2 separate regions of the Homo sapiens genome follow, and region 1 is linked to region 2. A link is an interaction called in ENCODE POLR2A ChIA-PET data of the cell type or tissue named here. Cell type or tissue: PC-3. All regions are shown on one strand.

What was found. Peaks named below come from ENCODE experiments on the same cell type or tissue, not always from the same donor. Only the 100,000 strongest peaks of a DNase experiment are listed, where the experiment ranks them.
Region 1: POLR2A ChIA-PET joins it to region 2 with 15 read pairs; 2 of 35 experiments call an interaction of 5 or more read pairs at or near these places.

Annotation. Positions count from the first base shown.
Region 1 is chr1:66,935,088-66,940,087 of GRCh38, reverse strand. MIER1 (MIER1 transcriptional regulator) reads right to left here. Exons shown (of 14, transcript NM_001077700.3): 3 at 36-60. Among named protein-coding and RNA genes, the nearest start is that of MIER1, 13 kb to the right of the region's middle. In PC-3, no CTCF peak of the experiment used is centred here; no DNase peak of the experiment used is centred here.
Region 2 is chr1:67,722,511-67,727,510 of GRCh38, reverse strand. All of the region lies in intron 2 of GNG12 (G protein subunit gamma 12), which reads left to right. Among named protein-coding and RNA genes, the nearest start is that of GADD45A, 40 kb to the right of the region's middle. In PC-3, no CTCF peak of the experiment used is centred here; DNase peaks (open chromatin) are centred at 1,110, 2,400 and 3,620; H3K27ac peaks cover 4,375 bases.

The sequences.
Region 1 (5,000 bases), 790 kb after region 2:
AAATCGAGATTATAAAAAATATGGAAAATACTTACCTGGACTTGAAGATTCAACAGATGGCTGAGAAGGGGAGAAAAGAGGAAAAATTAGTATTTCTGTATAATGTATCTTCACAAACATTACCGAAATTATTCAATGACTACTATGATGCCAAAAACTACAGTAAGTTTTAATGTCTGCATTTTAGTTTTAATGTCTGCATTTTCCAAGACAAACTAAAACTTCCCATATAATCCCTTCCCTTTCATTATATTTAAGCATAAAGAAAAATTCCAAACACTCCTGAATCCAGAAATAAAGACAATAGTATAGAATTCAGATTTTAAAGGTACATGTGGGCTTCATAACATATGTGGTTTAAGTAGTATGATTTTAGATCTTGGAATTTTCTGAAATAGATTTTCTCCTATCAACACAGAACTATGAACAAAGTTTGCTATCAAGCTGGTCTCCGACTTAAAAAAAGTGAGTGTAAGATGGGAGACAGAAACAATTTAGGACACTATCTCAAATAAAAATTAAGTTGTAACAAAGCAAAAGGAAAAATTAAAATTCTGTTTAAGCACCAAATACTATATTAGGTTAACTTTACAGATAAACAATATATTTTTAAGTTATAACAGAATTAGCAAGCATTCAAGCTAATGCCTAGAAAGTTTAGGTTATCTGATGCAAGACTGCACAGATTTCCAATTATAATGCTCCTTCCACTCCACCATTCTACCTGTCATAAATTTAACCACAAACAACTTGAAAATTTAAAGATAAAATTGGTAGCAATTTATTTTAGTAATGTTACTGCTTGACAATGCGCAGTTGTGTTTTATCTTAGTTCAGTTAATTCACAATTATAAACAAATAATCTACAAACATAAGACTCCCACAAAACAAATATTAAAAACTCAAAAGATGCTTCAAATAACATGAACTAAAACTTCACCAATTCATTCAGAAGTATCTATTTCATGCCCATTAGAAAATACAGATGGTGGGAGGCCAAAAGCACTAGCAAAGGAAAGATAGGGATCTTGCAGTATTTTCTTTCTGCTAAGTAATGGGGAAGAGAGGCAAGAAGAAAACAGAAAAGAGGGAAATTCTCTATTTTTCAAAAACAATGTGTCTAAGACAAATTCCTATAAAGTATTAAAATTTGTTTTTAAAACTGTACATATTATGTAATTGTAGTAAGTATGGGATTCTAGATTCCATATGGTGACTCATTCTTTTGTGGCACACTTTTTCAAAGGTCCTACTTTTTCTGTTAAATTCTTAGAATAATTCCTTCCTATAGCATTGTCTAGCAAAAATCTGACAATAACCAGTATTGCATATTTCCAATGGTACACCACTACCATTATTTTAAAGTTACTCTGCCAGAACACAGTCAATACAGTGCTACTTTTAAATCTCATTCCTCTAATGGGAAGCTTGGAGAGTAGGGTGACATGACAAGAGTAATGCAACCACAAAAAGGGTTTCTAGCTTGCTTAACATCTTTTGGGCAGAGCTACACATTTCTGGTTCAAAATGGAGTTAACCACCACACAAATTATTACATAGTAAATCAATATTTTAAAATATTAATCCACTTGTGTTTCACGCAGTTATACTTCCCAACTGTAGGCACAATCTTCTCTGTAAGGCTACAAGCAATGTTAATGATCATCTTCATCTAATCCTAGCTCACTATCCACACAAAATAAGACTTATGAACACTGGAATAATTATTCCATTTAACAGTTCTCTGATTTAAAAAAAGGCTTTCTAATTACAAGTTACTGAAGAATAAAAGTTACATTTTTATTGATGTTAGATATTAACAATAGAGATTTTGAATTGTAAATGGTGTCCATATATTTCAGTTTGTAAAAGGCCTCAGGAGCACTGAATGCCAATAAATATCTTACTGATTGTTGCTTCATTGGTAAATAGTTAAAGTTCTGAAAAAGGCTGCAAACACTTCCCAATGATTAAGATACCAAACGCTTGAGGACTAGTAGCATTTGTAAGCATAGCTGATACAGAGTAGAACACCCAGTGTTCAAAGGTAACATTAGTGATTATGTCAGACATACTAGAATGTTTCAATGACTGATTTAAAGGCATATCTAGATTAGCACAAGTGGAGAACTAGGAGTGGTCTGCCTACAGATACATTTAGTATCCATACATATTTTAGTATTTTACTTCCAAAATAAAATTCTGTTCTATATGTTTGGGGGTAGGATTGAGATTAGATTCTTTAAAGTTAAATACATCCCATTAAATCAAAGATGAGTTTCTAAAAAATTGGTATTTGAAAACATTTCATACTGTAAAACATTACTTTGTATAGCTAATTATCAAAAATGATGATCTTTCAAAATAACAAGTGAGTTTAGCATCTTAATATAGGAAGTTTGGGTGTGGAATAAGGGTAATTTTTATTTAGATATGAAATAAAATAGTACATCCAGCTTACATTCATATAGTGCTACACATTTTCTTTTCTTTTCTTTTTTTTGAGATGGAGTCTTGCTGTGTCACCCAGGCAGAAGTGCAGTGGCATGATCTTGGCTCACTGCAGCCTCCATCTCTCAGATTCAATCGATTCTCCTGCCTCAGCCTACCAAGTAGCTGGGATTACAAGCGTGCGCCACCATGGCTCGCTAACTTTTGTGTTTTTAATAGAGACGGTTTCACCATGCTGGCCAGGCTGGTCTCGAACTCCTGACCTCAAGTGATCTCCCTGCTTTGGCCTCCCAAAAGTGCCGGGATTACAGGCATGAGCCACCATGCCCAACCCAGTGCTACACATTTTCAAAAGCATCTAGTTAGCTGATCATAATCATAAATATAGGAATAATACCTGCCCTGCCCACCTCTTTTATAAATTAGTAAACCCAAGGAGACACACTGACTAGATCAAGGTTCCATGGTAGGTGGTGAAGGCAGGCCTGAAGTCTAGACCCTGACTCTTCCTTCTATACCTTTTATAGTGTCCTTTTGTACCTTCTAGAGAAATAACTGCTAAAATTTTCCACTCTTCACTTCTCTCCTCCTTCACCCTCACTTTTTTCTTTTTCTCTTTTTTTTTTTTTTTTTTTTTTGAGATGGAGTCTCGCTCTGTCACCCAGGCTGGAGTGTAGTGGCACAATCTCAGCTCACTGCAATCTCGGCCTTCTGGGTTCAAGCAATTCCCCTGCCTCAGCCTCCCGAGTAGCTGGGACTACAGGTGCACACCACCACGTCTGGCTAATTTTTTGTATTTTAGTAGAGATGGGTTTCACACATGTTGGCCAGGATGGTCTCGATCTCCTGACCTCGTGATCCGTCCGCCTCAGCCTCCCAAAGTGCTGGGATTACAGATGTGAGCCACCGCACCCGGCCTCTCTTTTTTGAAATGATTTTCATCAGTTCAAAGTATGTTTAAAATGTGACTGCAAGTAGTCATCTGTCATGTCAGACTTATCAGTCTTCAGAAACTGTTATCTTAACAATACCTTCCTGGAGAACCCACAACATCTACCATTAATTACTACCATAAACTAGAAAGGAGAGAGAAAAACAAAACTAAGGTGGGCACGGTGGCTCACGCCTGTAATCCTAGCACTTTGGGAGGCCGAGGCAGGCAGATCACCCTAGGTCAGGGGTTCGAGACCAGCCTGGCCAACATGGCAAAACGCTGTCTCTACTAAAATACAAAAACTTTTTTTTTTTTTAATAAAAAATTTGGTGGCGGGCGCCTGTAATCCCAGCTACTTGGGAGGCTGAAGCAGAAATGCTTGAACCCAGGAGGCGGAGGTTGCAGTGAGCCCAGAAAGCGCCACCGCACTCCAGCCTGGGCAACAGAGACTCCGTCTCAAAAAAAACAAAAACAAAACAAAACTAAACTAAAGCTAAGTAAGTGCTTATTTATAACAATACCTATTTTTAGAAAAAATACCTTTTTTAGGAAAGATGATTTAAAATTGGGCATTAAAATATATTTAACATGTACTCATAACCTTATCAGTAGAAAAAAGTTATGTCAACCACACTGGAGATCATTTTGCTAACCTGAACTTATCCTACTGATATATTTTAAAAAAGACACCAAGACATATATATATAAAACATTCACTACCACAAAGTTGTTCATAACAAAAAGGTAGAAAAACATTTAAAGTCCATGCATTAGCTGATTAGAAATGATACATAGTTCTTCCATACATAGTTCTTCCAAACAATAGAACACTATGACTCCATTAAAAATAGAGATATCTGTTTGTGTTGATAGAGAAATAAATGCCAAAAAAAATTAGGAGTATAAAGAAAACTGTAGAACAGGGCGTAAACTGGGCTGGAATATGAAATAATATGGAATAAATTTTTTTTCCTCAAAAGGACATACAAGAACCTGTTAACAATAGTTACCTCTAGGGAATGGGGTCAGGGAGAAGAGGCTTTTTTCATTTAATACCTTTCTGTACTGTTGAAATTTTCTAACCACTTTCATGTACTATGCATTCTTTCTTAAAATGAAAGTCACTGGGAACTGATTATCTTGTGGAATTATGAGACATTTTCATTTTCTTCCTCTAAATTTTGATTTTTAAGAAAACCTAGTACTTGTTACTATTTTTTAAGCTGTAATTTTGAAAAATTCAGTGTTTTAGGGGGTACATATTTATCTTATCTGAGATGGAAAACAACACTAGAGAGACAGAAAGACTGTACACAGAGTATGAATGGGCTAAAACAAATTAAAAACAAACTCTAGCAACTTTTATAGCAAGTTGACCCTCACCCACATATTTGTATGATTTAGTTGATAAAATTGCTAATAGTTGTAACGAATATTCAATGCCTCAGATTTGCTGAAATAATTCTCTTTTATATTTTTCTAGAACATGGTGGGAAATGTCCCATACAACAGAAGACTATAATTTGAGAGAGAGTAAAGAAATAACTAACTACAACATTACCATTATTTTCACCAAAAAAACCCTAACAACAACATAGTAAAAACATGAAGTAAT
Region 2 (5,000 bases):
GCTGACACTGACAGGTAATGGTTGTTTATAAGAATTATATGCATGTATTTATTCAATCTACCAAAATCAATCTTATAATTTCTACATGTAATATAAACACATGTCATTTATTTTGACTTACATTTTGCATAAAAGTGTTTCAAAGAATCTCACACACTTGTGAAAACATTCCAAGAACAGACTTTGTATAGAATTTGCTTCAACTTTCTGAAACTCTTATTTGGTCACAGACAACTAAATACTGGTCTCCTGTGATCTCTCCCAGGAGTTTAATCCCTGGACCCATTGAGTGCTAGAAAAGTTTAATTAACTTTGCAATTAAATAAGTAAGTAAATAAAAGGCATAATATTGTTGTATTACCTGTTAGGATTTGCTTTAAAGTGTATATTATGCCCAGTGCCACTCATAAGATGAATTACCCTTGGACGCAGCCCTATTTCCCTCCACTTTAAGTAATTGACCTGCACAGGCAGATTTAAGCAATGGAGGCACTTGGCGCACTTCTTTCTTTCCAAAGCTTGCAGGGTCACATGTATAATTTCCAGTATTTGTCCTTAATACACCAAGAACAGACATCAGAAGAGGAGCGGCTTTTGAAACCAAAGGTAGTGGGTAGCCTGAAACCAAAGGTAGTGGGTATCCTAAAACCAAAGTCTATATCACCCTCCCTTTCACAAGTACAAGAATGATGAGAACACATGCACTAGTAATGTACTTTGGGAACTTAAGTAGAGTTATACTCAGAACACACAAGATGTTGTGCAGAAATGTTATATTTTGATTTAGAGATGTGCATTACAGTTCCTAATTGATATTTAACTAGAAAAAAGCTAAACAATTAGTTTCTCTGACTTAACCTTTTCATTCAATAGATAATACATTTGGGAAAGTCTTAGGAGGAATCTTTTTGTAATGTGACATCATCTCATTTGTTTCATAAATTCTGGCTTTCACACATTGGGTTCAAGCCCTTATCACTCAACTAAAGCACTGCCACAGATTTCTGTGTCATCATTTCACTGGATGAAGTGTTTATTGAGTTCTCACTCTGTGCCCAACCCAAGGCATATGTTGTTCCTGTGTTTCCTGAATTATGAAAAAGAATGACAAAGCTGTCACTTCCTGCCAAGACCATCCATGTGACTCATGATAAATCAGCACATACTTATTCTTTGTGTATTGCATATGGAAGATATAAAGCACAATATAATATGAGGTGCCCACCATCAGATAGAGGATTCAACTTAAAGACTCTCATGGGTGAAGTAGATGTCAATATTTGTGAAAAGTCTGCTGACTATAGTTTTAAAAAGCCAATGCTTGGGACCCATGGCCTGGTCAGTTACTGATATACCAAAAGAAGCAGAATATTTCAAATAGGTCTGGCCCAAGAAACCTGAGGCTGAAATTAGCCGTGGAAGTTCTTTTAGGGGGATTACAGACAGGAATCCTCCTACTCCATTCCACTTCATGCTCTCATTTTGTGATATTCTTAAATTTGAGTGAGTAAAACTTAACAAGCAAGTTGTTTATAGTAACATGAGTATTTAAATTGGTGTCATCTTTTCATTTGTTGTAAGTGATGCTCCGTCATGTTTTGTTTGACTCAACCACATATGTTAAAAGTTCTGTACCTATTTAAAGAAAAATTTTAATGAACTTGAAATAATATTTCTGAGAAATTTTATGTCACTCCTTAAGATGAACTGGAGACATTCTGAAATACAAAACTCAGTGAACTAAAGTATAAACGTACTGTATGGGTGCCATGTTATGTAAATTGTATTGATGTTGCTGATTGGGTTTGGACTTTAAATGGCTTGCTTTGATTTCTGTCCCATGTTTTCCCTCAAGTAACACTTTTAAAAAGAAGCTGTTATCAAGTTTGCTTTTAGAGAGAGAGAATTCTAATCAATTTAGGGAATGAGTTAGAACTGTCAGAAGTTGACTTGGGAACATCTTGTATCATCAGTCCTTTCCCCTTTGAAAATATATAAACATTTAGATACTGTGAGTCTCAAAACAAGTACTTTAACCATGAGGGCCAACACAAAATGTTCACCTTGCTGGTCACCCCAGAAATTCCACAGACTTTGACCTTTTTCAAAGTACAGACATGTTTGACAGACATGTTTCCTCAAATCCAGACATGTTTAAAAGGTGGTGAGGGCATGTTTCCTTGCTAGCGTGTTATGGGAGAAGGTGAGATGAGGGAAGAAAGAAAAATTAAGTATCCTATTTTGCATTTTTTGGCATGTCAAAGTTAGGAGTATCTGCACCACAGTGTTGGGCCTTTCCTTTTTCATGCGTACCTCCAAGGAATGATGCTTCCTGGCAAGTAAAAATTGGATGTCTGTGACCCAGAGCCTGAGCATTGTGTGAAATGGGCAGAGGGCCCAGATTGTGGCTTTTTTAATCCTGTCCATGCTCCCTCAAAAGGCAGCTGCTTCCTTTGTGCTGTGGACATTGGACATACTTGTTAGATCATGATCTAAAGAAGGAAATTGTAGATAATAATTAACGTGTCTTCCATTCTTTCATGACAAATAATGATAAAAATAACTGATAATGTTAATTATCATATAATATGTTATGACATGTTTAGGACTATAGACTTTTAATTTTTTTAATTTTCAAACATATATAAAAGTAGAATGAACCTCATGCAGTTTAATTGTTGAAGTGACCTGGCTGCAGCAGTTAACAACTAACTCATAGCCAGTCTTTCTTCATCCATATCCCCACCCACTCTGTACTCTTATAGTTTCTATCACTGTAGATGCATTTTGCCTGTTCCTGAACTTTATATGAATAGAATTGGGCCAGGCGCGGTGGCTGACACCTGTAATCCCAGCACTTTGGGAGGCCAAGGTGTGTGGATCTCCTGAGGTCAGGAGTTCGAGGCCAGCCTGGTGAACATGGTGAAACCCCATCTCTACTAAAAATACAAAAATTAGCCGGGCTTGGAAGCACATGCCCATAGTCCCAGCTACTCAGGAGGCTGAGGCAGGAGAATCACTTGAACCTGGGAAGCGGAGGTTGCAGTGAGCCAAGATCACGCCACTGCACTCCAGCCTGGCGACAGAGTGAGATTTCGTCTCGAATGAACGAATGGAATTGACAGTGCATGCTCTTCTATAACTGGCTTTTTTGTTCAATATAATATCTGAGAGATTCACCTGTATTGTATGAGCAGTTCATTCCTTCCTGCTTTTCCACCACTGTATCCTCCAGTTCTGGTTTATCAGCTCCTCTTTTGACCAATTTCTGAGCGCAGTCCTGAGCTCATCCCCTTCTGCCCTCTCAGTTACCCTCTTTGCACATCTTCACTCTCCCTAGTTTCTCAACTCTCCTCCTCTGTTTCTGGAAATGCTCCAGTGCCAACCATCTCTGAAACAACCCTCCTGCCCCTGAAAGTTTCGATACAATTCCTTGTCTTGACTACACTGCCAAATTTTTCTAAATATTCCTCTGTAGTCACTGCCTGGTCCCTGAATTAATAGTTCTGTGTTCAGCCCCTTATCATTTGACCTCCATTCCCTTCAAGCTGTGGAAACTACTCAGCAGTCCCCAGTAACTCCCAGTCATCTGTGAGCTGTTCTTGCCCTCTACTTCCTTTTACCCCGTAAAGTGACTAATAACTCCTCCCCCTGGTTTTGTGAATAACAATTACTAGGTGTTTTTCTTTTCTTAATCATAAAAGTATCATATGTGGTTAAAGAGCATAGAATCAGGAGCCAGGCTGCCAGGATTAGAGTGCTGACTCCTCCATTAACCTTCTTTCTGACCTTGGCCGTGTTCTAAGTGGCTGCCTCCCTCAGTTCCCTTAATTCTAAACTAGGAAGAACAATGGGAATAACCTCATAGCATTGTTTTGAAAATTAAGTTAATATCTGTAAAGCCCTTAGAACAATGCTTGGCAAGTGTAAGTGGTATATAAATATTAACTCTTAATTCCAAAAAATGAAAAACTCACAACTACCAGAGTACATAGAAAACAACACTAAAAATCCCCTAAAATTCATACAACCTGGCAATAGCTACATCTTGAAGTACATTCTTCTGTTTTCTTGGTATAATATGTTTTTAACTAAACGTATTTATACAGCATTAACTTACCCTTCCTCCCTAACACTCCCTCTGTTTCCCTACCTTTTGTGAGGATGTTGCCCTGTCCAGGGTGGCTTCCCTCAGCCTGTCTCTGCTCCTTTGAAACTGCCCTACTATCCCCATCCAAGTGAGAAAGGCTCAAAGCCATCCTCTGCACTTTTCTTCATGCACCCCTTGGAAATCAACAGCCATTTCTGGGCTGTCACTCCCATTCAGCCCCAAGAATGGAGTCTTATTCATTCTTACATTTTCACAGCTCTCACATCCAGCTTTTAAAAAATTTTTTGCATTGTAATTGCTTCCATCTGTTTGAAATCTCATGCACTAACTCCTAATAATAATGATGTTTGATAGATAGATGAACACTGGGTGGTTTCTATGTGCTGCCTCTTTATTATTTAATCATTACAGTCCTGTGAGATAGGCACTCTTGTTATCCTGTTTTACAGATAGAGAATCTGAGGGCTCAGGGAGAGTGATTTGTTCAATATTATACAACATTAAGTGGCAGAATCCCAATTGAACCCAGTTTCATCTGACCCCAAGCCCTGACCATGTTGCCTGCTCCTGAACCTTGTATGGAAATAGTCTACTTTGTCTTTCACTGTCTCCCATTTCTGTTCCACCCTGCATAGGAGGTTGCTCAATCATTTTCCCCACAGTGTTCCCTTATGCCTGCTTTTTCTGCTCAGAAACCTTTGGTGGCTCCCATTCCACATGAGAAAGTTAACTTTAATCTGCTGTCTACCACTCCCCTCAGTAACTGTTTTGAAATTCTCCCCACCCCCACCTGTCAAGTTCCTACCCTTCAAGGATTGACTCATTTAAGACCTCTCTCCTCCATCTGTCTTCTGGCTACTCAAGTCCTCACTGACCATCCTTTCTCTAA